Linked DNA regions of Homo sapiens: region 1 is linked to region 2. A link is a loop called in an ENCODE intact Hi-C map of the cell type or tissue named here. Cell type or tissue: heart left ventricle. All regions are shown on one strand. Links, peaks and the distances in the headings refer to the core of each region. The heading gives the core; the rest is flanking DNA. Region 1 has its middle 180 kb from the start of ERCC4. Region 2 has its middle 46 kb from the start of ERCC4.

Region 1 (2,915 bases), core at 236-2,735, 130 kb after region 2:
CTGGGGACCTGGGATCTTTCTATCTTTTTCTCCACCAACCATTCTTTGCTTATATCTTTGTTACAGTGGACACAAGATGGCTGTTCTAAGTCCAAGCCTTGTTTCCACAATACAGGCAGGAATAAAAGGGAAGGGCAAAATTTGTTGAGTCTATTCCATTGTTATCAGGAAAACAATGGCTTCTCCTAAAGTCCCACCCATAGACTTATACTTACATCTCATTGGCCAAAAGCATGTCACATACTCAATCCTAGCTGCAAGGGAGTCTGGGAAGAATGTTTGTCAGCCACCCTGAAGAAAATGTGTGTTCTGTTACTAAAGAAGAGGGCGAAGGTGGAGGATAGTTGGACAGCTGGCAGAGCCTACCACACATCCCTAATTCCACACTTGAGGGGAGCAAGGACCACATTAGGGAACTGACTTGCCCACTTCTTTCTGGTGTGAACCCAGTAAATCTGAGACAGGTCTCAGTTAATTTAGAAAGTTTATTTTGCCAATGTTGAGGACGCACCCATGTGTAGGGTCCAGCTGCACAGGGTCAGTGGGTTTTCTCCCCGTGTGCAGAGATGAGAGAGTGTAGAAATAAAGATACAAGACAAAGAGATAAAAGAAAAGACAGCTGGGCCCGGGGAACCACTACCAGCAGGACGCAGAGACTGGTAGTGGCCCCAAATTCCAGGCTGCGCTGATATTTATTGGATACAAGACAAAGAGGCAGGGTAAGGAGTGTGAGCCATCTCCAATGATAGGTAAGGTCACGTGAGTCACGTGTCCACTGGATGGGGACCCTTCCTTACCTAGCAGCCGAGGCAGAGAGAGAGAGGAGAGAGGGACAGCTTACACCATTATTTCTGCTTATCAGAGACTTTTAGTACTTTCACTAATTTGCTACTGCTATCTAAAAGGCAGAGCCAGGTGTACAGGATGGAACATGAAGGCAGACTAGCAGCGTGACCACTGAAGCACAGCATCACAGGCAGATGGTTAGGCTTCTGGATAACTGCGGGCGGGCCTGACTGATGTCAGGCTCTCCACAAGAGGTGGAGTAGTACAGTCTTCTGTAAACTCCCCCGGGGAAAGGGAGACTCCCTTTCCCAGTCTGCTAAGTAGCGGGTGTTTTTCCTTGACACTGATGCTACCGCTAGACCACGGTTCGCTTGGCAACAGGTGTCTTCCCAGATGCTGGCGTTACCGCTAGACCAAGGAGCCCTCTGGTGGCCCTGTCCAGGCATAACAGAAGGCTCGCACTCTTGTCTTCTGGTCAGTTCTCACTATGTCCCTTCAGCTCCTATCTCTGTGTGGCCTGGTTTTTCCTAGGTTATGATTGTAGAGCGAGGATTATTATAATATTGGAATAAAGAGTAACTGCTACTAACTATTGATGAATGATATTCATGTATAATCATATCTAAGATCAATATCTAGTATAACTATTCTTATTTTATGTATTTTATTATACTGGAATAGCTCGTGCCCTTGGTCTCTTGCCTCAGCACCTGGGTGGCTTGCCACCCACACCCGTGACACAGCCTCAGGAAGTCCTGATGACGTGTGCTGAAGGTGGTTGGGGCACAGCTTGGTTTTATAAATGAAGGAAGACATGAGGCATCAATCAATATATGTAAGAAGTACATTGGTTCTGTCTGGAAAGGTGGGAAAACTTGAAGCAGAGGCAAGAAGACTCTAAGCAGGGAGGGAGCTTCCAGGTCACAGATAGGTGATACAAAAATGGTTATGTTCTTTTGAGTTTCTGATTAGCCTTTCCAAAGGAGGCAAATCAGATATGCACCTATCTCAGTGAGTAGAGGAGTGACTCTGAATAGAATGGGGAGCAGGTTTGCCCTGTAGCAGTTCCCAACTTGAGTTTTCCTTAGGGATTTTGGGGGCCCAAGATATTTTCCTTTCACACTGGGAAACTCAGGTCAACAAGGGAGCCTCATTCCAGTCTGTCTGACTTGCTTGAAATCAGGATGTGAAGCAGCATGGAGCTTTGGTAAAACAACATCTGTTTGACACCAACTTGAAACTGGGCTTTGATCTCTACTAAAGGTCACATGATGGGAACGAGCATGCCCTCAGGAGCCTAGGAGATGTAGGCGCTAAGTGAGGCCAAATTAATACAGCTGTGTCTGCTTTTTTTTGTCGCTATGAGACCACTACCTACTGCAGACACCACATATGGCTGAAGAAAAATAAACCTGTGGCCTGGTGAGGTGGCTCACGCCTGTAATCTCAGCAATTTGGGAAGCTGAGGAGGGCAGACCGCTTGAGCCCAGGAGTTGGAGACCAGCCTGGGCAACATGGTGAAGCCGTATCTCTGCAAAAAATACAAAAAATTAGCCACATGTGGTGGTGTGCCCTAGTGGTCCCAGCTACTAGGGAGGGTAGGATGGAAGATTGCTTGAGCCCAGGAGGCTGCAGTGAGCCATGATCACACCACTGCACCCCAGCCTGGATGAAAGAGCAAGACCCTGCCTCAAAAAAAAGAAAATAAAAAAAAAGAAGAAGAAATAAACTTGAGCATCATGCTGCACGAACATGGAGCAATTTCAGATATGGGTGAGATTTTCTGAGTTCTGGAATGCAGCTGATCAAGCAAGAGAAATAGCACACAGTCAGCACTCAACAAATAGTAACTGTAGTTATTATTGTTTAATGGGTAATACAGATTAGAAGAGAAATCTGGTGGATTGTAGGATGGAATTACATTAGTGTAACCAAGAAGGATATAAAATATACTTAGGATGCTGGCTAAAGGATAATTACAGTTCTATATGCAAGGGGGGAGAATGGAGGAAAAGAACTGAGTTGGAGAGGATTTAGGATTCTTTTTCTAAGTGTGAAGGGAAAGCACTGGAGCTAGGAGAGGAGAGTGTGGAGAAGGGAAGTGATAAGATCAGATTTATGTTTTGAAA
Region 2 (2,915 bases), core at 152-2,651:
ATTCCAGGCTATAGGTAAATTTAAACATTTTTTGGTTGACAATTGGTTGAGTCTAATGACCTGGGATCGATGGAAAGGGAATGTTCGGGTGAAGATAAATGATTGTGGAGACAAGGTTCTTTTGAAGTCTCATAGTGGCTGCCCTTAGAGGCAATAGATGACAAATGTTTTCTATTCAGATCTTTGAAAGGTGCTAAACTCTTAGTTACTCTCTTCAGGATTGGGAGGGCCTGGAAGAAAAATATCTAGCTATGTTAATAGAGATTTTTTACAGATGCAGATTTTCCCCTACAAAAGACAGCTTTGCAGGGCCATTTCAAAATATGGCAAAGAAACATGTTTTGGGGTAAAATATTTTGATTTTCTTCCTTGTCTCGTAATGTTATGCCAGGGTCAGGTTGGAAAGTAAGTCATGATATAGAGGGTTAAATAAAACCCATCTGATGAGAATTTATGGTTGTATGGCATGACTCCCCAGACTCCTTAGATAGGAATTTGGACACGATTAAAAAATCAGAGCTTAGTCCTCATCTCCAACACCAGAATGCTGGAAGTACCCCAGTGGGGAGGCTTAAAAAACCCAGGCTTTGGAGCCAACCTGGGTCTTAATCACATCTGCATTTGCCAGCTGTGTGATCTTGAGTGAGTTATGGAACTCCTGGATGCTTCAGTTTCCTCATCTGTAGAATGGAAGTTATAATACCTATTTTCTACGAGTGTTGAGAACATTAAAGGTGATAACAACATGTAAAGTGACAAGAGCTGGGCTTCTCAGTCTCAACACTTGACATCTGGGGCTGGATAATTCCTTGTCCTGGGGGTGCTGGCCTCTGAGTGGAAGGATGTTTGCCGCATCTCAGGCCTCTATCTACAAAATGCCAGGAGCACCCCTCCCCCAATTTTCACAACCAAAAATGTCTCCAGTGCCTGGATTCTTCCTTCAATCCCCCAATAACTGTGGCCTTCTGGGTTAAATCAGTGACTATTCTCACCAAAGACAGCTCTGCTGAGTGCATAGAAAAAATTTTCTAAGATCTCCCACCTTTCCTGCAGCTGAGCTCAAGAAAGATCAGCTGCTGGGACTCTAGGTTAGGCAAGTGCAGTGGGCTGCTTTGAGACATGCTTCCACTTTAGAGAGGGACTGTGAGCCCAAGTACTTACTTCTGTTCTCCTTCCGGATAGCAGAAAAATGTGCACAGGCAGGAACTTAGAAATCCTAGCTTGGAAAGCAATGTCCATTTTTTTTTTCCTTACCACAAGGTGGCACTCCGATGCCTGCATTGGAAACTGGGTCGGCTGGAGAGAGGGCTCCTTGGACCACCATGCAAATAGAAAGCCACTGCTCTCATCCATGTTTGCTTTACAGTCCATGCTAACAAAATGTGGTAATTTTATTCCAAACACGTAAATATTATTGAGTTTGCCAAGGATGTTGCCTGAATACGGGATAGAGGACTGACACTCAGGACCAAGAGGGTAGGGGAGGGAGAAGGCTGGGGGAGGAACAGAAAAGCTTGCCCACCCTGGCTGGCTTCAGCTATTCATTCCATTTATTTATGCATTTTGGTATTAGCACACTGCAATGCGGATTTCTGGGGGACTGAGGCTCATACAGACCCTGTTCTCTAGCTTCAGGCTACTTTGCTGTTTGCTCTAAGACCAGGATAAGGGATTACAGAAGCAGAGAGGCACCTGCCCGGTCTGTGGTTTGATTTCTCTCATCTGCTCAGCCTCCCCTGGATTTCTTCTCTTTCCTTCTAATTGATTAATATCTGATACCTTCTTTAACTGAGGGTCCAGTTTCTCTTGAAGGTCAGGCCTCAGGTTTGCATAATTTCAATAAATGAGAGACACATCCTGTCTCCACCCAAGTCAACATCCCCCCATGACTAGCCTGGGATTCTTGAGTCTTATCTGCCTTGTAGAGAAGAGGAGGTGCCAGAAGCACTGGTCCTTCCCATGAGCCAGTCTCCTTTTTATCTGTCATAGCTTCAGAGACAAAGGATTTCCAGTTTCATTGAGTTTGCCACACTCCCCACTCAGTGCTTTCTTAGGAGCCTAGAGGCTTTTGGATGAGAATTTTCCTAAAAACAACAGCAGCCAGAACAAAAATCAAAAGCAAACCACCATCACCACCACCACCACCACCACCACTACCACCACCACCACCACCACCACCACCATCACCACCACCACTAGGGGTGAGAAAATGTATTTATTTAACTTACTGAATAGAAAATTCTAGGATACAAGTTATAGTTTTCTGTTATAAACATCTTATCTTATTTTGCTTGATCACAGAGAATTTTGAAGCATAGAATTTAAAATATGTACACATCTACTTCAACTATGTTAACTGTCTCAGGGCACTTCATGACCTGCTTTTCTTGCTACTTCTCTAGGTTTATCTACTTTCATCCTAAACTCAAGTGTTTTGCAGATTCTTGGTCTGCATTCTGCCATTCCTGCAGGTTATGGAGGCATGACTTGAGCTTGTATTCACTCCATCACCCCCTTATTAGTTAGGATTCTTTGGGTTGCAAGTGACAGAAACTCAACTAAAGTTGGTTTAATTAAAAAAATAGTGCATATACATGATTTATTGGTTATGTAACAGATAAATTCAAGGGATTCATAATTTGCATTCAGGAACAGCTGGATCCAGGAGCACAAATGGTGTCATCAGGGCTGCATTTCTTTCTCTCTGCCACTCATCTCATGTGGTCTTTATTCTAAGCAAGCTATCTCCATGTGATGGTTTAGAGAAGCTCCAGTCTTCCTTTCTATTTGCTTAGCAATCCCAGGGGAATGAAACTTTTATCAAGAGTTTGGAGTTGGAGGGTCATTGGACTACCTTTGGTCTGTGTAGAAACCAATCCCTGTACCAGGGAAGAGTTGTACTGGTTGGCCAGATC

Evidence for each region. Peaks named below come from ENCODE experiments on the same cell type or tissue, not always from the same donor. Only the 100,000 strongest peaks of a DNase experiment are listed, where the experiment ranks them.
Region 1: a loop joins it to region 2, with 5 times the contacts of the local background. A loop is called at or near these places in 11 of 110 quality-filtered maps.

Annotation. Positions count from the first base shown.
Region 1 is chr16:13,738,445-13,741,359 of GRCh38, reverse strand. No RefSeq gene overlaps it. Among named protein-coding and RNA genes, the nearest start is that of ERCC4, 180 kb to the left of the region's middle. In heart left ventricle, for the core only: a CTCF peak has its summit at 1,254 (motif pointing left); no DNase peak of the experiment used is centred there.
Region 2 is chr16:13,872,382-13,875,296 of GRCh38, reverse strand. No RefSeq gene overlaps it. Among named protein-coding and RNA genes, the nearest start is that of ERCC4, 46 kb to the left of the region's middle. In heart left ventricle, for the core only: a CTCF peak has its summit at 1,251 (motif pointing right); no DNase peak of the experiment used is centred there.